Regions from separate parts of the Homo sapiens genome. Here region 2 is linked to region 1. Evidence: chromatin loops called from intact Hi-C (ENCODE). Cell type or tissue: CD14-positive monocyte. All regions are shown on one strand. Links, peaks and the distances in the headings refer to the core of each region. The heading gives the core; the rest is flanking DNA.

The links. Peaks named below come from ENCODE experiments on the same cell type or tissue, not always from the same donor. Only the 100,000 strongest peaks of a DNase experiment are listed, where the experiment ranks them.
Region 2: a loop joins it to region 1, with 2.3 times the contacts of the local background. A loop is called at or near these places in 16 of 110 quality-filtered maps.

Annotation. Positions count from the first base shown.
Region 1 is chr17:81,227,233-81,231,769 of GRCh38, forward strand. TEPSIN (TEPSIN adaptor related protein complex 4 accessory protein) reads right to left here. Exons shown (of 13, transcript NM_001363764.2): 10 at 4,346-4,459; 11 at 4,166-4,244; 12 at 3,312-3,446; 13 at 1,045-2,244. The coding sequence ends at 1,696. TEPSIN-AS1 (TEPSIN antisense RNA 1) reads left to right here and starts at 1,475. Exons shown (of 4, transcript NR_135654.1): 1 at 1,475-2,145; 2 at 2,506-2,695; 3 at 2,770-3,008. In CD14-positive monocyte, for the core only: a CTCF peak has its summit at 3,427 (motif pointing left); no DNase peak of the experiment used is centred there; H3K27ac peaks cover 730 bases.
Region 2 is chr17:81,039,868-81,042,367 of GRCh38, forward strand. The region is part of intron 1 of BAIAP2 (BAR/IMD domain containing adaptor protein 2); the gene reads left to right. Among named protein-coding and RNA genes, the nearest start is that of BAIAP2, 6.0 kb to the left of the region's middle. In CD14-positive monocyte, for the core only: CTCF peaks have their summits at 1,120 (motif pointing right) and 1,326; a DNase peak (open chromatin) is centred at 1,121.

The sequences.
Region 1 (4,537 bases), core at 2,038-4,537:
TAAATAATCTAAGCTTCCACCTTAAGAAACTGAAAAAGGCTGGGCGCTGTGGCTCATGTTTGTAATCCCAGTGCTTTGGGAGGCCGAGGAGGGTGGATCACAAGGTCAGGAGATCGAGACCATCCTGGCTAACATGGTGAAACCCAATCTCTACCAAAATACAAAACATTAGCCGGGCATGGTGGCATGAGCCTGTAATCAATCCCAGCTACTCGGGAGGCTGAGGCAGGGGAATCGCTTGAACCCGGGAGGCAGAGGTTGCACTGAGCCCAGATTGCGCCACTGCACTCCAGCCTGGGTGACAGAGTGAGACTCTGTCTCAAAAAAAAAAAAAAAAAAAAAAAAAGAAACTGAAAAAATAAAAATAAGCCCAAAGCAGAAGAAAGGAAATAATAAAGAACAGAAATTAGTGAACTAGGAAACTGAAAAACAGAAATTAGTGAAGTACAAAAAAAAAACACCAAAGTTTGTTCTTTGAAGTAACTAATAACATTAATAAACTGTCTGACCAAGAAAAAGGGAAAACAAGTGACCAATATTAGGCATGAAAGGAAGAGTGTGATAGTGTGACTACAGCCCCACAGGCATGACAGGAAGAGTGATAGTGTGACTACAGCCCCACAGGCATGACAGGAAGAGTGATAGTGTGACTACAGCCCCACAGGCATGACAGGAAGAGTGTGATAGTGTGACTACAGCCCCACAGGCATGAACGGAAGAATAAAGGACTACTACAAAAAACGGAATCACAAATTCAGCAACTGATATAAAATGGACCAATCCCCTGAAGACACAAACTGCTGAAATTAGAAATAGATAACCCAAATAGTCTATTATTTATTGAAGAAACTGAATTTCATAGTTTAAAACCTTGCCATTAAGAAGGTGAACTGCAAGGACAGTGCCAGTGGGAAGTTCTACCAAACGTTTCAGGAACACCGCCTGTCCCTCCTTTGAGGAAAGCAGTCCTCTGTGTGTGCCCCTTATTGATGGTATTTTCATTAAAATGCACATACACAAAAAAAGAAAAATAAGCGGCCCAGGTTCATGTAAACAGTAGTGTTTATTCAGAAAGCATAAACCCCAGCGCTCTTGGAAGGTTTTTCTGAGATGGACCAGAGGCTCCAATCAGAGGCTTCGTGTGTAGGAAGCAATTACAGCCTAAAGGAGCAGGTGAGAGCCAGGGAAGGATCACGTAGGGATCTGAGACTTGAAATGGCCTCAGGCCAGACAGCACAAGGCAGCCCGGACAAGACACCCTCAACCCACATGCACCAAACCCAGCCTCAGCACCTAGCCCACCCCGATGGGACGGGGGAGCAGTGGCTTGTTGCTGCTCATGACCTCCTGGGGAAGGAGGGAGCTGAGATCAAAATGAAATAAGGAACCTGGTAGTCGCTTCCGCATTCATACAAGAAACCTCATGTCTGAGAGCAAGACAGGCAGGGACTGCCCCCTGAGAGCCCTGAGATCGACATTTCTGAAGCCCTGCCACCTGCCATCCCTCGTAGGGATTCAAGTCCAAATAGCCAGAGCCTCTGGCAGAGGAGATGGGGGAAACTGAGGTAGCCCTAGGGTCGTCCTCTCAAGTCAAGCTGCCTGGAGACTGTAGCAGCTACGGTTGAGGCTGCTCAGGAAGCACAGACCGCCCCAGACAGCAGCTGAAGCTGAAGACTCCAGGGCCAGGCCATCGGGTCAGGCGTTCAGGAACGCGAAAGCTGACGGCTCTGAGCCAGGAGGCTCTTTGGCTGCTGTCCTCTGGGACGATGTTTGGGGGGCGCGGGGAGCATCAGGACAGGACTCTCCCGCAGCAGCCCCAGCCCCCACCAGGCGGGGACAGGCCACCAGCTCCATGCCAGCAAACAAGGAGTCGCGGCTCCACGCACAGCTGCTGGGGCCTCTCTTTGGGCTGTCCGTGCCCCCTGGGATCCGTTCAGGTCTCCACCGCCTGCTTTCTGCCAGTCTGGCCTCGGCCTCGCTGGGGTCTCCGGGGGCTGGAATGGGGGAGGCATCTGGGGGTGGGGTGGGCACAGGGCTGGACGGCATCCCAGATGAGGGAGCAGGGCTCCGGGACGAGACCGGGGTTGAACTCAGAGGCTGCAGGAAGACCTGGCTCCCAGGGAGAGGCACAGCGTCGGTCAGCAGGTCAGATGGGCCTGGGAGGGCGGCTGTGGGGCCAGGCTCAGCTGAGGTGCCCCGGGCAGGGGACAGCTGCCCACAGGAGGCCTCAAAGTGCCTCAGGATCTGAAAGAGGAAGGAGGAACCAGGGAGGTTCCTATGCAACCCTGGGAAATGTGGGGACCAGGGCCCGCTTCTCCCTAGGACCTCCTCAGTCCCTCCACCCAGAGGGCAGGGCCACCTCTGGGCAGGACACCGGCTGCTGGGAGGGGCTGGGGCAGTGCACCCAGTTGTCATCCCACCGAGAGCAGCTGCTGGGCTGGTGCTGGCGACACGGGGCAGGTGTCACATACACACCTCGAATCTTGCTCCTTTACTCACTACTAGACAAATGGACACCCTCCCCGTCATAACCCGCCAGGCACTGCCGGAGGGAGTGAACACGTGGCCTGGCACATCTGGGCATTTCCAACTGTTGGACGCAGGGTTCTTCCAGCATGCCCGTTTTAGAAACCCCACTATGAGGTTCGCCTGCGGTGGTGCGAACCCCAGGCTCACTCGTCGCTCTGACTGAAAGGTGAGCTAGCAGATGGCCAATGACAGTTAAGGATGACTTGGGGATGGGTGACTGAGGACCTGTGTTTCCAGCAGCCAGGGAGAAAACAGGAAGAAAGAAGCTGGGAATGCCCACAGGCAGAGGGAAGGTGCCAGGGCCTGGCGGCCGGGAGAGGCCTCCCCGTGTGATTCCAGTGGCCGCCAGGCAGTTCAGAGTGTTCAAGTGCACAGAGATGAATGGAACCATTTCTGCCCTCCGGAGCTTGGGAGTTGAGCATGAGCTGTGTCATGGGTGGCAAACTGCATGTGCAGTCAGGGAGGGCTTCCTGGAAGAGGTAAGTGTGAGGCCAAGACACAAGGGCAGGAACATTAAGGCAGCGGAGTCTGGGGGCTTCCAGGAATAGGTAGAGGCCAGTGTACTGTGAGTGCTGCAGAGTTTGGGTGGAAGGCGGGAAGGCAATGGGGAGGTGAGGACCCTGACTTGCTGCTGCTCCCTCTGCCAGCGGGACAGGGACTTGAGAGGGGGTCCGGGAAGGGCTGACCAGGCGCCGGGCAGGGACGGGGTGGCCGTGGACTGCAGCGTATCTCCCACTGTACCCTTGGACCCCGGTGTGCGTGTGGCCTCCGCAGCTGCCCACCTTGGTGGCCTTGTTGGTCACAGGTCCCGGGCTGCCCATGCTGAGCTCCTGCAGCCACGGCCGGGTGCGGAGGAGGATGTGCTCCTGGGGGAGGAGGTCGCTGCTCCCCAGGGAGGCGATGGCACACAGCGCCCTCTGCGGGTGAAGGGAGGGGACATCAGCACCCATGGGGCAGCAGGTCCACGCCAGGGAGGCCTATTTGGCCATCTCTCTCCCTCTTCTTCCTCCTCATCAATGACTGGAGTGCCAGGAGGCCCCAGAGACAGCTCCACCACAGCCCTGTCCTCACCGCCTTACACCCCGGATCCCAGACACCACAGCCCTGTCCTCACCACCTTACACCCCCGCTCCCAGACACCAGAGCCCTGTCTTCACCGCCTTACACCCCAGCTCCCGGACACCAGAGCCATGTCCTCCCCGGCTCCTGGACAGACCCCAGCGAGAAGCACGTGACCTGCTGCCCCGATTGCCTTACCTTCATTCCTCCGCACGCCCCCCGACACACGCACACACGTGTCCACACTTTCATGTGCATGCACACACACACAGGCACATACATACACAACCACACACATGCAGTCATGTACACACACACACAGATGTGTGCATACCACACACGTGCACAAGTGTGTACACACCGCACACATGCACGAGTGTGTACACACACAGGCATACATACACAGGCATACACACCCACACGCACACACACAGGCATGTGCGCACGCACAGCCACACAGAGGAATGTTCACACACAGGTGTGCACACAGGCACACGTGCACACACACGCACACGCACACACACGCACACAGGCACATGCACACAGTCACGCCCTCCCGCCCGCGTGTGCAGCTCACCAGCTGCGTGCATTCACTGGTCCCACGCAGGTGGCAGGTCAGCAGCTGCAGCACGGCCTCACAGTTGAGCAGTCCACACCTGCACAGAGGGGACACCTGGGTGGCGGGTGCGGCCCGTTCCCTCCTCCCTCGCCCACGGTTGGGGCTGAGGCAGAGCAGGGCGGGTCCGGGCGCACTCACGCTTTGATGAAGTGCTGTGCCTCCTCGCGGCTCAGGAAGGCGCGTGGTCCCCGAGTCACAGTCCTCACCAAGCTCAACTCCTGCTGACAGTCACTCAGGGCCACCACCTCGACCCTGCCAGGGGGAATGGCCGGGTCAAGGGTGAGTGGAGGCCATGCCCCCACTCCTGTCTCGCATGGGGGAGAACCTGGA
Region 2 (2,500 bases), core at 1-2,500, 190 kb before region 1:
CCTTCCGAGCTCCAGGAGGCAGACTGGCCGGGAGGCTGAAGCCCGGTTCACCCTTCTCCCCAGTTCACAGGTCTGGGCCCTGGTCAGGGGAGCAACCCCAGCGTCACTGCAGGAGTGGCAGGTGGTGAGCAGAGCTGGACATCACCACTTGTCTCCACCCAGCCTTGCATGGCCCTCTCTGCCAGCTGCCCTGGGCTAGTGTTGCCTGTGGGTGCCACCATGGGTGGGGACACTCGCCACCGTCTGTGGAGGCGGGGTGCCACTGACTGCTGGTTGAGGCTGGCTCCTGTCCTTCCTTACATTGAGCCAGAGTCTGCCCTGTGTTGCCTTCCCAGCCACCTTGTCTGGTGACTTTCTTTGAGGCCCCAGGATAGGGAAGCATCTTTGTGGCTGCACAGAGCCCGTGGTCCCCTGGAAGCTCTGCACTTGGGCGGCCGGCGCCGTCAGCCGCCCCCCACAGCCTGCGCTAAGATCCCTAGTAATTACAGGCAGGCGGGGATGGTGCTGGCACCGGCCTCCAACGCACTTCCACCTCCCCCGAGCGCTGATTCATTCCTGGCCCCTGGCTGTGCCTGTACAGCTGCACAATGACTTGAGGGGCCTCAACCCAGAGGCAGAAAGGGAGGCCGAGAAGGGACCCGTTTGGCTCTGTGACTGCAAGGGCTTGATCTGTCCTGCCCACGGATTCCTCCTTTGGGCATGGAACGGCGGCCAGCCTGTGAGGGGCCCATCGGTATTTGGGAATGAACACATCTTGTTTCTGGATTCTGGAGCATTCATGCTTGAATCACTGTCCCGCCTTTGCTGAGGGTTTGCTCCCCGGGCGGTGGCCTGGGCCCTCTGAGAGCTCCCTGGAGGTGGTGGCAGCTCACACCACATGCAGTTGGAATCCCTGTTTCCCAGGGCTGTGGGCAGTGCAGGCTGAGGAGGTGGCCCTGGTGTGGGGCTGGCCTAGGCAGGCTGAGGGCTATTTCTCCTACTGTGGCCCAGGGGCTCTTGGTGTTGGTCCTGCAACAAGGGGACCAGAAAGCCCAGGGAGCAAGAGTGGAGGAGGCTGTGGAGATGGTGGGGAGGTAGGGCCTGAGCCCATGCTGTGCTGAGGAGTCCCCTCTAGGGGGCAGGAGGCTGGGGATCTGCCTCTGGCGGGGGCCCGTTTCTGCCTGTCAGGCACAGTGGCGCCCCCAGCACCTCCCTCAAGTTAACCCCCATCTGCCCCTGGTCTTTTTGACTCACGCTATAGAGCCTTGTCTGCTGGCTCTTGGTTTGGTCACCCCTGAGCTTTGGAAAATGCTGCCTGGTCCTTGGGCTTCCTGCCAGGCCTGCCGGGAGGAGTCTTGCCTGGCCAGTCCCCTGGCCATATGACCTTGGCCAAATCTTGCTCCCTGGGCAGTGGGTACAGCGGGCAGGATGCTCCCAGGGTCCCTGGAGGCTCTGGGGCCTGTCCCAGGTCAGGTGGCACCAGCCTTGGTATCCTCAGTGCTCTAGTCCTCACTCTGATGGGCAGGGGTGGGATGCACGCGGCACCATGAGATCTGATGTCCTGGGCCATGAGGTGCTGGGGACCCCTTGTTGGGGGAAAGGCTGTCAGTTACAACAGGGTGCTTTTGCTCTTGCTTAGAGTTTTTATTTTATACTTACTGGAACAGTTGTCTTATAATTGGGTAGTGTTTTTTCGTTTTTTGTTTGTTTTTTGTTTTTTCTGTTTTGTTTTTGTTTTGTTTTTGGAGACGGAGTTTTGCTCTTGTTGCCCAGGCTGGAGTGCAGTGGCGTGATCTCGGCTCACTGCAACCTCCGCCTCCCGGGTTCAGGTGATTCTCCTGCCCCAGCCTCCCAAGTAGCTGGGATTACAGGCATGCGCCACCACGCCTGGCTAATTTTATATTTAGTAGAGGTGGGATTTTTCCATGTTCGTCAGGCTGGTCTCGAACTCCCAACCTCAGGTGATCCACCCACCTCGGGCTCCCAAAGTGCTGGGATTACAGGCATGAGCCACTGCGCCTGGCCCTGTTTGGGTAGATTTTTCAATAATCATATATTGAATTCATGTGAAGTAAATTGGTAGGGTTTTCTTAAAACTTATTTTTCATGAAGAGTTTGACTTCTGAGTCACATTTCAGCTCTGGGCTGTCAGTGTGCTTGTCCACTGGGCACCTGCCCCTGAGCCGTCAGGGGTGCCAATGCCAGAACACCTCCTGAGTATGTCTCTGAGATTTTCTTCCAAGCCCCTGCTCTTCCATTTTTGTTACTGGCACTTTTTTTTTTCTTTTCTTTTTTCTTTTTTTTTTTTTTTTGGAGACAGAGTCTTGCTTTGTTTCCCAGCCCGGAAGGCAATGGTGTGATCTCACCTCAACTGCAGCCTGAAACTCCTAGGCTTATACAGTCCTCCTGCCTCAGCCACCTGAGTAGCTAGGACCACAGGCGTGCCCCACCTGTGTGCCTGGCTAATTTTTTTTTTTATTTTAATTTTTGGTAGAGATGAGGTCTTGCTATGTTGCCCAGG